2 separate regions of the Homo sapiens genome follow, and region 2 is linked to region 1. The links are chromatin loops, found by intact Hi-C in ENCODE. Cell type or tissue: heart left ventricle. All regions are shown on one strand.

Region 1 (8,000 bases):
GCTCTTCTCTAACTCAAGACCTGTTCCACCACTGGGCTGTGGCCAAATGAGGCAGAAAAGGCCAAATGAGGCAGAAAAGACCAAATGAGGCTATTCTGGGGTTTACAGCTATATTCTTTCCTAGTTCCTCTTCCTCTTCTCCAATAGAACTTATTTTACCTTGCCATATATCTAATTTTTCTGGCCATCCCTGGTAAGAGGAAACATCATTGCCTGGGGCCGTCAGGACATTCAGATTCGGTGGGAAGACTGAGAAGGCAGTATAGTTTAGCAGAAAGGGCGGCACCCTTTGGGATTTGGGATTTTGTGGTTAGTAAGACTTGAGGGTGCATCCCAGCTTAGGCTTGAGCATGCTCTGTGGTACTGGGCACATGGTTGGTTGCCCTTTCTGAGACTGTTTCAGTTTTTCAGTCACTTGCGGGGAGCTTGGCATCTTTGGGGATACCACCAGACAGGATAAGGATGAGGAGTGAAGCTGTCATAAGGGTCCCAGGGCTCATCATTTGGGGCTACTGGTTTGGGCTGGCAGTGGGGAGGAGAGGGTGGGGAGGGGTCCGGGGCCAGAGGGCCACAGTGGCTTCTGCCCAGCACCTAAACAGCTTTTTTACAATGTCAAACAGGGGAAAGGCGGCTAGAGCAGCACATCCCCACTCAAGCCGTTTCTAATGGTAAATATGTCTGCTCTCTCCGCTTGCTCTCACTGGCTTGCTAGGGGAAGGGCTAACCCGCTGGGGCTCCCACTAACTGCATGCCCACTGGGCCCAGCCTGACTGGGCCCCAACTTGCCAGCAGGGCTATCCTGGCAGCCAGGGCACTGGGCCCATTGGGTGACAAGAAACCTGAGTCCCTAAGAGCTGGCCCGGGAGCTTTCATGTTGGTCTCGTCTTTGTTCCTGTCACTCTCCTTCTGCCCTTCCTCTTCTGCTGTCTCCTCCCACACCCACCTTCTAACACCCCACCCCACTCCCAGCCATCTGCTCCCCACCCCCCTCTACCCAGCCAGCCTCATCTTCCCTGTCATGCCCACTGTGCCACCTGAGATAGGGGTGCGATAGGATTAGATGCCATCCCCTCCTTGGGGCTTCTTTCTTGGGTTCTTACCCACATTAGTTCACAGTCCCAGCATCACTCACCATTCTCTCCTACCGTAATGGCTAAGAGCATGGCATGTGTGTTCAGGCAGACCTGAGTTTGAATCCTGGCTCTGTTACTTTCTAACTGTATGACCTTAGGCAAGCTACTTTCCTCTCTGATCCTCAGTTTACTTTTCTATAAAATAACAGTCCTTCCTTAGGGTTGTAATGCTTGAGATAGTGCATGTAGAGCATCTACCTGGCAAGTGCCTGGCACAGCATAAGCACAGAGTAACTTGTGGTTTTAATATTGTGACCTAGAGAGCAAAGGGGTGAGACTATATGGTCCTGCTGCCCCACCCTGCTCTCAAGAATGCCGTCCTGCACAGGTGGGCGGCTATGCCCAGCTTTCTGTCCAGCCTGGGATGGACATTGTGCCAGCTCTGCTATTCCGTATCCTACATCCTTCAGAAGCTATCTGGCCTTGGCATAAGATCTCTGTGCCCCTCCCCCTGCTCCTGGGCTTAGTGGACCTCTTCTTATGCTAAAAGCACTCTTTAGCGGGTGGCTAGCCTTGGAACCTGAACTCAATGTTCCCTACTAGGTTCCTCCCATGGTCTTGGAGAGCCTCAGGAGAGACTAAAGTGGAAATGGCACAGACGATATCCCACTCCAGGTTGGGCTGTTCCACACATGGGCATTTGAGGGACCAGGGCATGGCCAGGGACCCATAGAGTTAGGCTTCTTTTGGAGCCCTGGCCTTCCTGTTCTCATTGGTGACAAGAGTTGGGCCTGAGTGTGGGGAGTCAGAGACTTAAGAAGATGACAGTACATCCAGTACTGGTCTTATTCAATTCCCTTGATTCTGAGAACCATTCTTCTATCTTCCCTAGTGGAGGTCTTGGGATTCTTTCTCTCTAATGGGAGAATTCTAGTCACCCCAAGAGGACAGTATGCACCACCTCCACAGTCTCTGTATCAGGGGCCTTCACTGTTTGAACTAATGGCTTTTCCTTGGACACATCTGACTTTCCCAAGCTACCATTTAAACCTGTTTTTCTCCTGCTGTGAATTCAGAAAATAGGGAGAGTGACCCATCGACACTCCTCCTACTCTGACCTTTTAGTGAAAGGGAAAACTTACCAGTTAAGAGGGAGCAGCATAAGAGACTTAGCTAAAATAAGGATTTAGGTCTTATCTAGCTCTGAGGTTCTCTAACTCTTTCACTAACCTTTTTACACCCTTCCTTCTCCTCTGGATTCTTCTCTTTCTTTTGCTTCTCCCCTCTCCTATACAACATCTCCCCATTAGCAGAGTAAAACAACAAAACAGCCAGCTTATCTCCATCTAGAACTAAAAGGAGGGTTTGGGAGGAGTTGAAGGTAGATTAACCCAGTATGTGCTACCTCCTCTGAGGATGAGCAGTCAGTCGATCCTGGAAGTGGGATCTTTCTTAAGACAGCTAGGCAGCGGGGAAGGGGAAGATAAATTGATGGGTATCCTTCAGTTGCCTTAGGAATGGCCCGGCTCATTCTTTCCAATCCACTTACAATAAGATTGTCCCACCACAATCCCCACCCACCCACCAAAGACATAGTGGAAAGAGGAAGAAACTCCTATCTGTCCCTTCTGGTTCCCTGGCAGCCAGAACCACCCTCACTTAGCTCCCATCCCTCCCTACTGCCCCCCGCCCCACCTCCTCCACCCCCTCGGCACATTCCTGCCTGACAGCTCTGGCTTGTACCTGCCTCACTGCTGTCCACCTTGTTTCAATCAAGTAGGGGGCAGGGAAGTGGACTGCTTGGCTGTACTTGTGAGGGGATGGGGGTTGGGAGTGATGGGAGGAAAGGGGCTGGGAGCCTCCCTTGGCTTAATGCTCCTTCTAAAGCACAGAGAGGCAGCTGAGGCCTTCCCTCGGGCCTCTGTGGTCTCCACTACCCTCAGAGTTTGGGACTCCTCCAGGCTTGTAACCTCATTACCATCCCCCACTTCCCTCCTAAACAGAGACCTGTGCTGTCAACAACGGGGGCTGTGACAGTAAGTGCCATGATGCAGCGACTGGTGTCCACTGCACCTGCCCTGTGGGCTTCATGCTGCAGCCAGACAGGAAGACGTGCAAAGGTAAGGACTTTGAGAGGACAGAAGCAGAGTGACCTTTGGTAAGGGGCTGAGGTTGGGACCAGAGATAGGGTGCCTATTAGGGGATGACACCTCCTCAACCTCCTTCTTATGAAGAACCCAGGACATAGCTAAGGGTTGTCTCCTATCTGCCTGTTTCATCTCAGTTCAAGGGACAGAGAAGTCCAGCCAGTTCCTTAGTGCCCCCTTCCCCTACCCCACCTTGTTTCCCTACTCTCATTCCTATCCCCCATGGGTCCCTAACCCTCTTAGTTAATGGACATGCGATTCACATTTGCTCCTGGGTCTGGAAGGATATTTGAGCCCTGACTGTGTGTGTGCATGAGGTCACAGGTGTGTTCCATAACCTTCTTACCCCACATTCCTCAGACCTTCCCAGTGGGCTCTGGGGAAATGATGTCTACCCCTCGAAAGGCTGTACTGGTCAAAGGGAGAGTAGGATACTAGTTAGGAGGACTGAAGCTGGGTTCAGATCCCAGCCCTGTCTCCTACTAGCTCTGTGATCCTGGACAAGTCACTTAATGTCTCTGTGCCTCAGTTTTCCATAGTGCTCGCCTCATACTGTGTTGTGATTAAAAGAGTGATTACATAAAAAGTACTTAGAACAGTGCTTGGCAAATGGAAACACTTTGTGTTAACTGTTATTACAGTATAGTTACCCACATTATGCATTCTGTTTCCCTTCCTTTTAATTAGCCAGGTCTGAGGGAGAATGGGGGGAAAGGGTGGAGGAAAAAGGCAGGGTAGCCATACTGAAAATGATGATTCATTAGGTCCATATCCCCTGGTCACAAGGAGTGGGGACGAGGAGGACTGGGCTCGTTCTTTGTGTCTTTTGGCCCAACAGCTGCGAGAGGAGGGGGGAGGCTAGGGCAGCAGGTCAGCCAGCCAGAGTTGAGAGGTTTCCTGCTGGGAAGAACTGTTGACAGGTATGCTAAGAGTGAAGTGAAAGGCTGCCCTCCCTGCCCCTTCCCCCAACCAGGGGTGAGTAGCCTGGGTCCTGTCTGCCACCAGCTTGGGGAACTTGACCTCAGGAAGGAAGCCATTCACCAGCCCCCCTTTCCCTTACTAGTGCTGAAAGCTGCCTCAGGCCTGAGTCTCTCCAGATCTCTCCCAGTCCAGCCCCTTGCCTGGCCCCCAGCCCTCCCCCATCAGCTACCCAGCCTCACTGGCTCTCCTGGAGGTCCTCCCTGCCTGGCCTCTTTCCCAGCTCCTCCTCCTCCCTAAAGGGCTGCCCGTTTTCAGTGAGTCCCTTTAGACCCTCCACCTCTCCTTGCCCCGCACCCCCCCAACCCCCCGTCCTGAGGGACAGGAAAGAGATAACCCTTACCCACCAACCTTTCAGGGAATGGCCATCAGCTGGAGACTAAGGGCTAGCCTGTTAGGTCAAATGCCCACCTGCCCCTCCTCTAGGTAATTCCCTGAGGGCCTGTTCCTAGTTTTGGTTCCAATTTGTCCCCTTATAAGAACACTCAATCCCAGAAGAGAGGGTGTTACTAATGGCCACAGATCCCCTGAACAGGGAAGAAACAGAGACAGGAAAGAGAGAGAGAGACAGGAAAGAGAAAGAGAAAGAGACAGAGAGAGATCAAGAAGAGGCAGGCCCAGGACTCCTTGATTTTTGCATGTCTCTGTCAGTGAGGGAGGGATCTTTCTCCTTGTTTGTTCTCAGCCTTTGATAGTATCTTTTATCCTGTTTTGTCCTCCTTCTTCAGATATAGATGAGTGCCGCTTAAACAACGGGGGCTGTGACCATATTTGCCGCAACACAGTGGGCAGCTTCGAATGCAGTTGCAAGAAAGGCTATAAGCTTCTCATCAATGAGAGGAACTGCCAGGGTGAGCAGACTCAGCCAAAGGTGAAAGCCTTAGGAGAGGTTCTTGTGGGAGAGCTTCAAGGAGGCCAGAGGGCTAAAGTCTTAGAAACTCAATAGATATCACACAGAGTCTCTAGAGGCAGTGTCATCCTGCAAATTAGCAAATGGTACTCTTTCCCCTCAGCGGACTAGCTCCATATCAAAGCATTCAGCCTGGCAAGGACTGAGGGATGGATTTCACCCCAATTCATATCCTTGGCAGAGTAGGACGTACCTAACCACACATGGTGGGCCCTGACCTAAAGGCACCAGATCTTGCAGTTCCTAATTCCAAGGACTTCAAATAGAGGGGGCAGAGAAGATGGAATGGCATTGTTAAATCACTGGTCCTAGAGCTAGGACATGAATAGGAACTCTTCAGTTCAAGGGGGAAAGCCAAGGCCCCTCACTTGGGTCCTTCACCTGAGCAAGGGTCAAGTGCTCCAAGACAGATTCAGTGGCTTGAATCTTTGCTCTTCCAGATATAGACGAGTGTTCCTTTGATCGAACCTGTGACCACATATGTGTCAACACACCAGGAAGCTTCCAGTGTCTCTGCCATCGTGGCTACCTGTTGTATGGTATCACCCACTGTGGGGGTAAGCTAGTAAGCTTGCACCCCCAGCCACCCTGGCCCCCTCACCTCTTCACCCTCCAATTGAACAGGTCCTTGTGTTGGCTTGTGGCTATGGGCAATCCCTGGATGCATGCACCATGTCTGCATCCGCTGTGACAAAATAGGAGGAATTAAGACAGCTTTTGAAGAACTGGGAGACTGCGGAAACAGCATCCTGCCTCCAAAATTCCTATCTCCCATTCCTATAACTGTCCCTGAACCCCCACTCTCAGCTCCCAAATGACAGTCTCACTGGTTGGGAGGAGTGGAAGGCTTTAAAAAGCTTGTTGGCTTGGCCCCTTCTCGATCATTCCTTTGGGGACAGAGATAATTGGAGGAGGTTTGAGCTCTTCTCAGGCCAGTAGTCATCTTACAGTGCCTAGAATGCCTTTTTAACTTTTTTAAATTGTAAGAATATTTAACAAGAGATCTACCCTCTTAAGTTTTTAAGTGTACACTACAGTATTTATGTGCCTATAGGCACACTGTTGTACAGTAGATCTCTCGAACTTATTCATCTTGCGTAATGCAGGGTACCTGAAACTCTAACCAAAGGCCCTCACTCACTGCCTACTCTCCGGCTCCTCCTCCAACTCCATCGTTGTTTTTCTGTCTCCCTACTCCTTCCCCCAGATGTGGATGAATGCAGCATCAACCGGGGAGGTTGCCGCTTTGGCTGCATCAACACTCCTGGCAGCTACCAGTGTACCTGCCCAGCAGGCCAGGGTCGGCTGCACTGGAATGGCAAAGATTGCACAGGTGGGCAGTGCCCTCTGCTGGCCAAAGATGACACTGCCATTTCAGGGAGCAGTTGGGGTTCTGGAAAGCATAGAGTATCACATTGGGGAAAGGTGTGAGGTGGAAAGGGTGGAGAATGTAGCCATTTTGAGTTAAAGACATGAAATTTGTAGTAAACAATCCCATCATCAGTCTCCATGGGTACAACAATAGTTATGCAAGTAGCTGATTCCTCCAAATTACCCAACTGAGGGAAAGGAATGCATTCATTTGCTCAGGCCTCTCTCCCCTTCCTAGAGCCACTGAAGTGTCAGGGCAGTCCTGGGGCCTCGAAAGCCATGCTCAGCTGCAACCGGTCTGGCAAGAAGGACACCTGTGCCCTGACCTGTCCCTCCAGGGCCCGATTTTTGCCAGGTACATGGGAGGAGGGTGCTGGAGAGCTTTGGAGGAGAAAAGAGGAAGGACTGGCCGTTCAGGCAGCTCCTTCATTCCCCCTGGATTCCTCCAGCCAGCGGGGGTTGGGAAGGCAGGTCAGAACTGTGACAGGCTCCTTTTCTCAGAGTCTGAGAATGGCTTCACGGTGAGCTGTGGGACCCCCAGCCCCAGGGCTGCTCCAGCCCGAGCTGGCCACAATGGGAACAGCACCAACTCCAACCACTGCCATGGTAAGCACCAGCCCAGAAGCCCTGTTCCCACCCTACTCTCTTACATTAATCCCTTATTTTTGTTCTTCATCAATCCCCTGGCCTTCCTTTCTCCTGGATCCTCTTTTTTGCCCTGTAATTCTCCAACCCTGCTCCCTCACTCCCTCTGCCCTAACATCTGATCCCCTTGACTTTCATAATCTCACTCCCCCAGCCAAGCCCCTGGCTTATTACCCAGCTTCTCAACAACCCCTACGGCACCCCCGACCTCCATGGGCATCCCATACTGTGCTGAGTTTCTACCATCCCTCTAGAGGCTGCAGTGCTGTCCATTAAACAACGGGCCTCCTTCAAGATCAAGGATGCCAAATGCCGTTTGCACCTGCGAAACAAAGGCAAAACAGAGGAGGCTGGCAGAATCACAGGGCCAGGTTTGGACTGGGGACCCCATTCCAGTTGGCTGTCTGGCCACTAAATCCTCCTTACCCCTCAGCTCCTCTGCTTCCAAAAACCCACCAGAACCCTGAACTCTAGGCAGAGCAGAGGAAAAAGCAGCTGTAGGCATAGCACCCAAGGAAGTCCCAGAATATTCCCCTCCACCAACTAATTAGGACCCTAGACTAAAACAGGATTGAGAGATAGTTACAGTTAGAGATCTGGGGAGGTCTGTCTGGGCTGGGAGTGAGAACTTTCCAGGGGATGTCCCTGGGGTTGACAAGCCCTCTCTCCCAGGTGGTGCCCCCTGCTCTGAATGCCAGGTCACCTTCATCCACCTTAAGTGTGACTCCTCTCGGAAGGGCAAGGGCCGACGGGCCCGGACCCCTCCAGGCAAAGAGGTCACAAGGCTCACCCTGGAACTGGAGGCAGAGGTCAGAGCCGAAGAAACCACAGGTGGGACTGGGGGCACTGTTGGGAAGAGGACTGGAAGGGGAGGGC
Region 2 (8,000 bases), 71 kb before region 1:
ACGGGAAGAATTTCCCCAAAGCCTCCAGATGGACTGGGCAGCCAGAGGGGTCTGGGGCTCTGGAATTCTCTGCTTAGCTCTGCCACTCACTCTTCCTCCTCCTGCCCAGTCTGTTCTCTCTCTGCACCTTAGTATTCCTGGGTATGAAATGAGGATAAATATTTGTCTATGAGATGAAGGTGTTGTAAGGATTAATTGGTTGGTGCTTCGGGAAGCCTTTGAAGATGAAAGACGCTCTCTGCAGATGCTAAGTAAACTCATAACGTGTCTGATTTTAATGAGCCAGGTGAAGCCAGTGGGGATGGCTGGAGATTAACTGTGCCTAGTCCAGAGCCTGCCTGCATGGGCTGGACTGAAAACGGGGTGGAGCTCCCCGCTAGTCCCCTGCGTTTGATCCCATCACTGTTTCCCCTGACTCCTGGCACAGAGCCTGGCACATTGGTTCTCTAGAAATATATGCAGAAGGTAGTGAGTTAGAATTTAACCTAGCCTCTCATGTCGCAGAGAGCAGGGCTTCAGACTTCCTAAATTATGCTTATTGCCTCTCATTCTAGCACATGGCTTGGTTGCAAGTTACTTAACCTCTAAATCTCAGTACCTCATTTGCCAGTGGGGATAGTCAGAGTCCCCATCTCGAAGGTCTGTGGTGAGGATTTGTCATAAACAGGCTAACAGCAATTGAGCACTTGCTTTACATCAAACACAGGTTCTAAGCATTTTACGCTCATGAACTCAATAAACGCTCATGCAGCAATCCCACCAGGGAGGGACTGTTATCCCCATTCTACAAATGGCAAAACTGAGGCAGAGAGAGATTACTTGGTAGCTTACCCAAGGCCTGAGTTCTTCAGTGTTAGCTAGACCACTGCTCACGAAGTGGAATACTGCCTGTTATGCTTAACAGAGTGCTGGACACATCATAAGTGCACAACAAACAAGTTGCTTGAGGGGTTCTCAGACTGCCTGATTTGCCCAGCCAGGAATACAGGAGCTAGGAGAGAAGGGACCAGAGTAGACAGAGACAGGGGCCCCAAGCTGGGGGAAGTCACCAGGTCTGTGTGCAACAAGCCAATGTGCAGGTTTTAAAAGGTGTAAGTCTGGGCCTGCTCAGGGTGACCACATTTGGGACCCATGATACTTCGTCAAAAAATTTTCCTACCAAATCATGGTACCTCAAAGACAATCTGAGCTATGAGTTTTGAATGCTGACCTATGGGAACTCCTGGGATTGTGCCATGGCTTATGGTGGAGGATCGTGCTGTATGCAGTGTTGCTATTCCAGGTAATTAACAAACCAAGGATCAGAATGAATCAACATACATTAAGACTCTGGCCCAAGCAGTCCTCTGCATCCACCTGAAGAGCCAGAAGGGAGACTGAGACCCACAGAAGAATGATTTCATACTCCAGCGCTGTGACATCACAACCCAGGCTCTGGCATAGGAAGGGAACCAGCTGAAACGTGGGTTGGGGGAAGCCTCTGGTCAGAACAGAAATATCTTCAGTAACTGCTGCTGGTGATAGAAGGGGAAATGGAATTTTGTTTAAATATTATGTTGTTTTGAAAAGTCTGACTAATGTGAAAGTCCCTATTTAAAAAGGAGTTGACTCTACATTGAAATTGGTTGGTGTTTCCACACCCACATGTTGACTAAGGCCTTGAAAAACAAACTTCCTGGTAGATCCTGATGCAAATCACCTGGGAGCAAATGCTTCAAGGTACAATCTGTGAGCTGTGAGCAGATGTGCCTAGCCAAGAAAAATCCTGGGTCTGTGTTTATGAAAAGGCAAACAGATCCCAAAAGGAGGCCCAAGCCCTAGCTGGCTTTGGGCACTGGCCCTCCAGGAAAGAACACACAGATTGGAAGGAGGCCCTAGCACACATCTCTGGGACCCCAGTGAGCCCCTATTTCAGACCCCCTCTCAGAAACACAGAGAATGGGGGAAGAGGGAGGGCCACATGGAGCCCTCTCTTACTGAGCGTAAATGTGTGTCATTCACTGAATCTTTAGCACAGCCCCATGAAGCATGTGCATATTACTATCACAATGTCCATTTTCCTGATGTAGAAATAGGCTTAGGGAGTTTTAAGCAGTGTGACCTATGTCCCAGTTTGCCCCAGAGAGTTTTGATTTACGCTGTTGTTTCAGCATAACTGGTAATAGCCTTTCCCTTCATTCTCATAAGGGCCCCATTTGGACATTCTAGGTTAAGTGACTTGCCCAAATTCACCCCACTAGTGAATGGCAGAATTGGGATTCAAATCCTGGTTTTCCTCTGCTCAGAAAGCAGACCCCAGGGCAATTTCTCCTCATTCACAATAACAAAGGTGGTTCAGGGGCATGATTTCCAAAGTCTCAGCAGCCCTTTGGGAGCTGAGTGCCTGCTCTCCTCTCTTTCACTGAGGGCCTCTCCAAGCCTGTCTGATTGTCTCTCTGTGCAGGAAGGAGCCTGATGGGTGGCGTCAGTGCTCAGCAGACAAACCAAACATGTTCACCAGCACCCCACCTTGCTATGTTTGTTTTGTCTGCTGAGCACGTTTCTACCAGCTCCTCTACAATAAAAATGCAAGATGGGGCTTCCCCATTTGGTCCACCAGCCCAGCTCCCGAGCCCTAGCCTCGGCCAGCACCACTTCAACCGACTGAGTAGACCCCTTTCCTTGGAAGACTGCCCTGGGGCCGGTCCTGAGCTGTCCGGACTTCCATGGCCTCTGTTTCTCCAACACTTGCCTTGAGACACAGTGAGGATTTGTCTGTTGTCCCAAGTTCCTCTGCAACTATCTATGTTTTAGGACCACAGAACTGGTCCAATCCAAGCTCATTTTTCTGGCGAAGAAACTCAGGTCCAGAGACATCAAATGACTTGCCCAAGAGCACACATCTGAAAGTTGAAGGCAAAAAACCAGGTCTCCTGACTCTGAGGCTAGTTTCAAGCTGTGTTAGTTCTCACTTTGGCCTGAGACCGCTTGGTAGGGGGAGACCTCCAGTATACACGTGGAGAAGGCCTTTACGTGATGATGCTTGGATGCCAGAGGCCAAGATTTGTCTGCATGAAACGTCCCTCAGCCCAATTGCTAATATCTCAGGATCAGCAGCAGGGCCTTCATTCAACCACCCACTGAATCCATGTACCTGCCTTTGTGCCAGGTGGTTATGCACAAACACCTCCAAGCAAAAGAAATCACTACTCCTGAGGTGGCCCTCTGTCTTCAGACAACTGGCTGCTAGAGATCCCTTCTGATCATTGAGTGGGAGATGCTTTCCTTTCACCCAATCCAGGGCAAGTTTGGGGCCCCTTCTTCACACCCTTAAAGTTGAAGATTCATAACTACCACTCTTTTGATTGTTCCTCATGTGATGTTGTTTTGGAATATGCATTTGGAGTGCAGACTAGGTGGTCAGACCTGAGATTGAAGCCTACCTCTGCCTTTTATCTGCTGTGTGGCTTTAGGCAGTGGCTTAACCTCTCTGAACTTCAGTTTACTCATCAGAAATATGAGGAGATCATGCTTAGTGTTTACTTCATTGGGTTTTGTGAGGATCACAAAATGCTGAGATTATCTACATTACTGGCTAGCTCCAGGATCTGGCACAGTAAGCTCTTATAAAGGGGAACAATTAATATTCTTACTTTTTTTTTTATATAGACAGCCTCTGTCACCCAGGCTGGAGTGCAGTGGTGCGATCATGGCTCACTGCAGCCTCGCCTTCCCAGGTTCAACAAAGCAGAGGCTCCCACCTCAGCTTCCTGAGTAGCTGGGACCACAGGCATATGCCACCATGCCTGGCTAATATTGTTTATTTTTTGTAGAGATGGGTCTCCCTGTATTGCCCAGGCTGATCTCAAACTCCTGGGCTCAAGTGATCCTCCCTTCTTGGCCTCTAAAGTGCTGGGATTACAGGTGTGAGCCATCACGCCAGGCCAATATTCTCACTTTTCCTCAACTTCATACTGTATTTCTCTAAATGCAGCACCAAAGTTTTTGTTTCTCTGGAAGCCATATCACATGACCAACTTTTATCATGAACTAAAACTTGTGTCCCTTTTTCATACACACAAGTGCTAACACATTTCACCCCTAACATGTCCTCTCACAGTTTTGTTTTGCTTCATTCTCTCCCTCGAGCTTGCAGTCCTTGGACTCTTTTCATCCTTTTAGAGGCTGCCTATCTTTCTGGCCCATCAAGACTCTCTTCTGGATCGGAGATCTGGAGACCAGGGGAAGACGATAACCATGTGAAAACCACGAAGGCTCAGCCGTGTGAGGCTCTTGCCTGCATCTTTCTGCTTTCCCCCCTTGTGGGTCCTTAAAAGCCTGCCCAGCTGCCCAATGAGGTGACCCCTTAGAGCCTGCCTGGCTGTGTTGACGTTCCACAAGCAATTGTCTGCAGAGGAGCTCTTGTGCTCCTTTTGAAGTTCAGTGGAGTGAAGTGTAATCTAAGTGAGCTGGAACACATTTCGATAAAACAGCTTGCATGGCCAGGGCCTCCTTTAGGCAAAGCCATTAACATGGGAAGCGGAGCCGGGCTCAGCTGAGCTTTCCAGTCTGGATTCCCCAGGCCTTCCACTGGCTTTTGATCACAGGACATTAGGATTTTGGTGCTCGGAGGGATAGCTCAGTATAACCCCCTTATACACAGATGAGGAAACTGAGGCCCAGGGAGGGGAAGTAACTTTCCTGAGGTCACATAGCTGGTGAGGTGCAGAACCAGTGTTGGGACACTTGTCCACACTGGCTAGACCCTCCCTGTGCTATACAGAATGGCAGATGGGCAGGGAGGAAAAAGATAGAAAGGACAATGCAAACATGGAAGGGTCAGGTTCCCTCCCTGGAGGATGCCTGGTGGGCCTTGGTGTCCACACACAGGCCAGACTGGCTGAGGAGGGGAGGATAAGAGCATAAGTCTGATGAGTCCTCACAACTTTTTCAAAGCACATTTGCATTGTTGGTCTCAATTGAGTCCCATAACACCAGGAGGAACTCAACAAGCCGGGCTGGTGTCTTGCTGATGGGGAGTCTACCAGAAAGGTGAATTGACCTGCTCAAGGTCCCAAAGAGCAGGTGGGATGCTTCCATGGGAGTGTTTTGCCCTGGAAAATGGCTTTAAAATCACTTGGGTAATATATGGGAAGTAACAGAATCAACTTTGTAAGGTTGTTGTGAGGATTAAATAAGTGCTTAGAATTGTGGCTCAGTAGGGCTGGCTTCTGTCATCACCATCATCACCACCATCACTATCACCACTATCATTACCAACACCACCACCACAACCACCCCATCATCACCACCACCACCACCATCACCATCACAACCACCATCACTACTACCACTATCATTACCAGCATCATCACCATCACCACCACCACCATCATCACCACCACCACCATCATCAACACATCACGACCACCACCACCACCATCACGACCACCACCACCACCATCACAGCCACCATCACCACCATCACAACCATCACCACTACCACCACCATTACCATCACCATCACCACCACCACCATCACCAACACATCACAACCACCACCACTATCACCACCATTACCATCACCATCACCAGGACAGCTGTTGTTCTTACCCACCCTCAGGACTGATCCAGCCAGCAAGGCCTACCCTCCCTCCCTTCCCCTGGGAGAAAGGAAAGCTGCTCTAGCTAAAGGTGGCCTCATTGCTGAACTTCTTGCCCAGACTTCTAATCCACTGATCAGAGGACCTTAAGAGTACCCTATGGAAACTCTGGATCCATGGTGGCCCCCATAGTAGGGGAGGTGAGGCTGACATTCTGAGGTGCCCAGACTGTGTTCTGGCTCTCTAGATACCCCTCTGAGCTTCCAGAGCCCCTGAGAAAGGGAAGCCATCCTGTCTTACATGTTCCCCCATCCTTGTTCTCCAGGGAGGCTTCTCAAGAGTAGAGGGCTGCAGAAGGGCTTTCCCTACTCCTGAATGCCAGCAGGTCCCCCAGAACAAGACATGCAGCCAATCCCTCACCACTTGGGGAGTGAGTGGGGGCAGGAAGGCAGGGGGGACCTGATCTTTCTCTTCAGCCTGGGAATCTCTGTGTGCTGCTCTCTGGCAGCAGATGGTTCTTCCTAACTATGTCTGACTCAGGCTGATGTTAGAATGAGTTGGCCTTCCTAGGAATTGACGGGGTGAAGAGAGCCAGGGCCTGCTGGGGGCCCCAGGGGACCCTTTCCATAGACAGAAACAGAACCTTCACAGTTCATCTTTTTGTGTGTTCTGTATTTGAATTCTTCTTAGCCTCATTCTAGTATCTTAGCTTTTTGAGGACAAAATTCAAGGACATTTTCTCTCTGCAAAACTCTTCACGGCAATGGTCAGCTGACTTTTCATTATGTATGCATAAATGGATGGATCAGTTCTGAGCTGGTCCCTCGCTTTGCTGTATCCTAGCATCTCTCCCTCCACCCCTCCATCCTTGAGTGAGCAACACGTTTCAGACCTCATGCTGATCAGCAAAGGTACAGAGAAGACAGAATCCCTCCCTCAAGGAACTCTCTCGCAGTAAACATCACACCTCAGACCACGTGGTGGGTGCCACCAGAGGATGGTACAGGTGTGTGGAGGAAGCAAGAGGAGAGGGACCTGGTCTGACTGAGAAGGTTATAGTCAGGGAAGGCTTCCTGGAGCAGGGGATGTCTGAGCAGAATCCTGCTGCAGGGCTCTGAGCCAGCAGGCATAGGGGGTAGGGATTTGGAAGGATGTTCAAGGCATCCCAGGCCACAGGGTCACCTAAGCCAAGATGCAGAGGCACCAAAGAACAGACAAGCCGGGGCCCCTAGGAGATGAGCAAGCGGAACATGGGGTGTGAGAGGGGAGAGACAGTGGTGGGTGGAGATGGGAGCAAGGCTTCATGTGACAGCTCATCCTGATGGCAGCAGCATCCTTAGTGGAGGCTCATGTTTGTTCAGTCTCTCAATCAAAGCAGCAACATGGTAGGGGCGGGTGGAGGGTGGTGGTCTTTCAAGCCTAGGGCTGAATCCTGGCTCTGTCCCTTGGGGGCTGTATGATGTGGACAAGGCACTTAACCTCTGTGAGCGTTGGCCTCCTCTTCTGGAAACACGGGGATAATGGTCCCTCCCTTGGAGAGTTACTTGGAGAATTCACGAAAGCCCCCAGCAGAGTGTCTAAAACTTAAGAGGGGCTCCATAGAAGCTAGTTAGTCATTCCTTCCTTTATTCATTCTGGTTCTCCCTGCTGCTTGTGTCAACTCTACAGTCAGGTAAGGAAGCGAAAAACTCATTATGTTAATTAGGACATAGGTTTGGCTGCTGTGACAAAGGCCAAAGTAGCATTGGCTCCAACGAGACAGCAGGTCATTACTCTCTCACACAGCAGCTTGAGCATGAGCAACAGGCTGGATATGGTAGCTCCACATAGTTGGGCACCACCGCTCCTTCTCTGTAGCTGCTCTGCCACCTTAACACCCAGCTTCTATCTCAGGGCCTAAGATGGCTGCCCCAGCTCCTGCCACTGCCTTCACATTGTAGCCAGTGGGAAGAAGAGACAGGAAGTAGAGGGCTTAATCTTCCCATTAAAGGCCTGACCTGGCATTTGTACACATCCACCTGAGTGTTCCAGGTCACATGCCATTGGCCAGAACTTGGTGACATGACTATATCTGGCTGCAAGGGAGGTTGGGAAATGTATCTCTAACTCAGGGACACTCAACTGAGGAGACCTTTTTTTTTTTTTTTTTTTTTTGAGACACAGTCTCACTCTGTTGCCCAGGCTAGAGTGCAGTGGCGTGATCTCCACTCACTGCAACCTCTGCCTCCCAGTTCCAAGCGATTCTCCTGCCTCAGCCCCCTGAGTAGCTGGGACTACAGGCATGCGCCACCACGTCCAGCTAATTTTTGTATTTTTAGTAGAGATGGGGTTTCACCATGTTGGCCAGGCTGGTCTCAAACTCCTGAGCTCAAGTGAACCACCCGCCTTGGCCTCTCAAAATGCTGGGATTACAGGAGT

What was found. A loop is a pair of places that touch in the nucleus more often than their neighbours do. Peaks named below come from ENCODE experiments on the same cell type or tissue, not always from the same donor. Only the 100,000 strongest peaks of a DNase experiment are listed, where the experiment ranks them.
Region 2: it touches region 1 in a loop (2.3-fold over the local background); 2 of 110 quality-filtered maps call a loop at or near these places.

Annotation. Positions count from the first base shown.
Region 1 is chr6:35,234,826-35,242,825 of GRCh38, forward strand. SCUBE3 (signal peptide, CUB domain and EGF like domain containing 3) reads left to right here. Exons shown (of 22, transcript NM_152753.4): 7 at 3,077-3,193; 8 at 4,927-5,049; 9 at 5,549-5,665; 10 at 6,316-6,441; 11 at 6,718-6,834; 12 at 6,981-7,085; 13 at 7,379-7,495; 14 at 7,797-7,955. The region is part of intron 3 of SCUBE3-AS1 (SCUBE3 antisense RNA 1); the gene reads right to left. Among named protein-coding and RNA genes, the nearest start is that of SCUBE3-AS1, 21 kb to the right of the region's middle. RefSeq lists silencers at 3,987-4,281, 6,418-6,547. In heart left ventricle, a CTCF peak has its summit at 6,457 (motif pointing left); DNase peaks (open chromatin) are centred at 4,266 and 6,436; H3K27ac peaks cover 1,617 bases.
Region 2 is chr6:35,164,255-35,172,254 of GRCh38, forward strand. No RefSeq gene overlaps it. Among named protein-coding and RNA genes, the nearest start is that of TCP11, 27 kb to the left of the region's middle. In heart left ventricle, no CTCF peak of the experiment used is centred here; no DNase peak of the experiment used is centred here.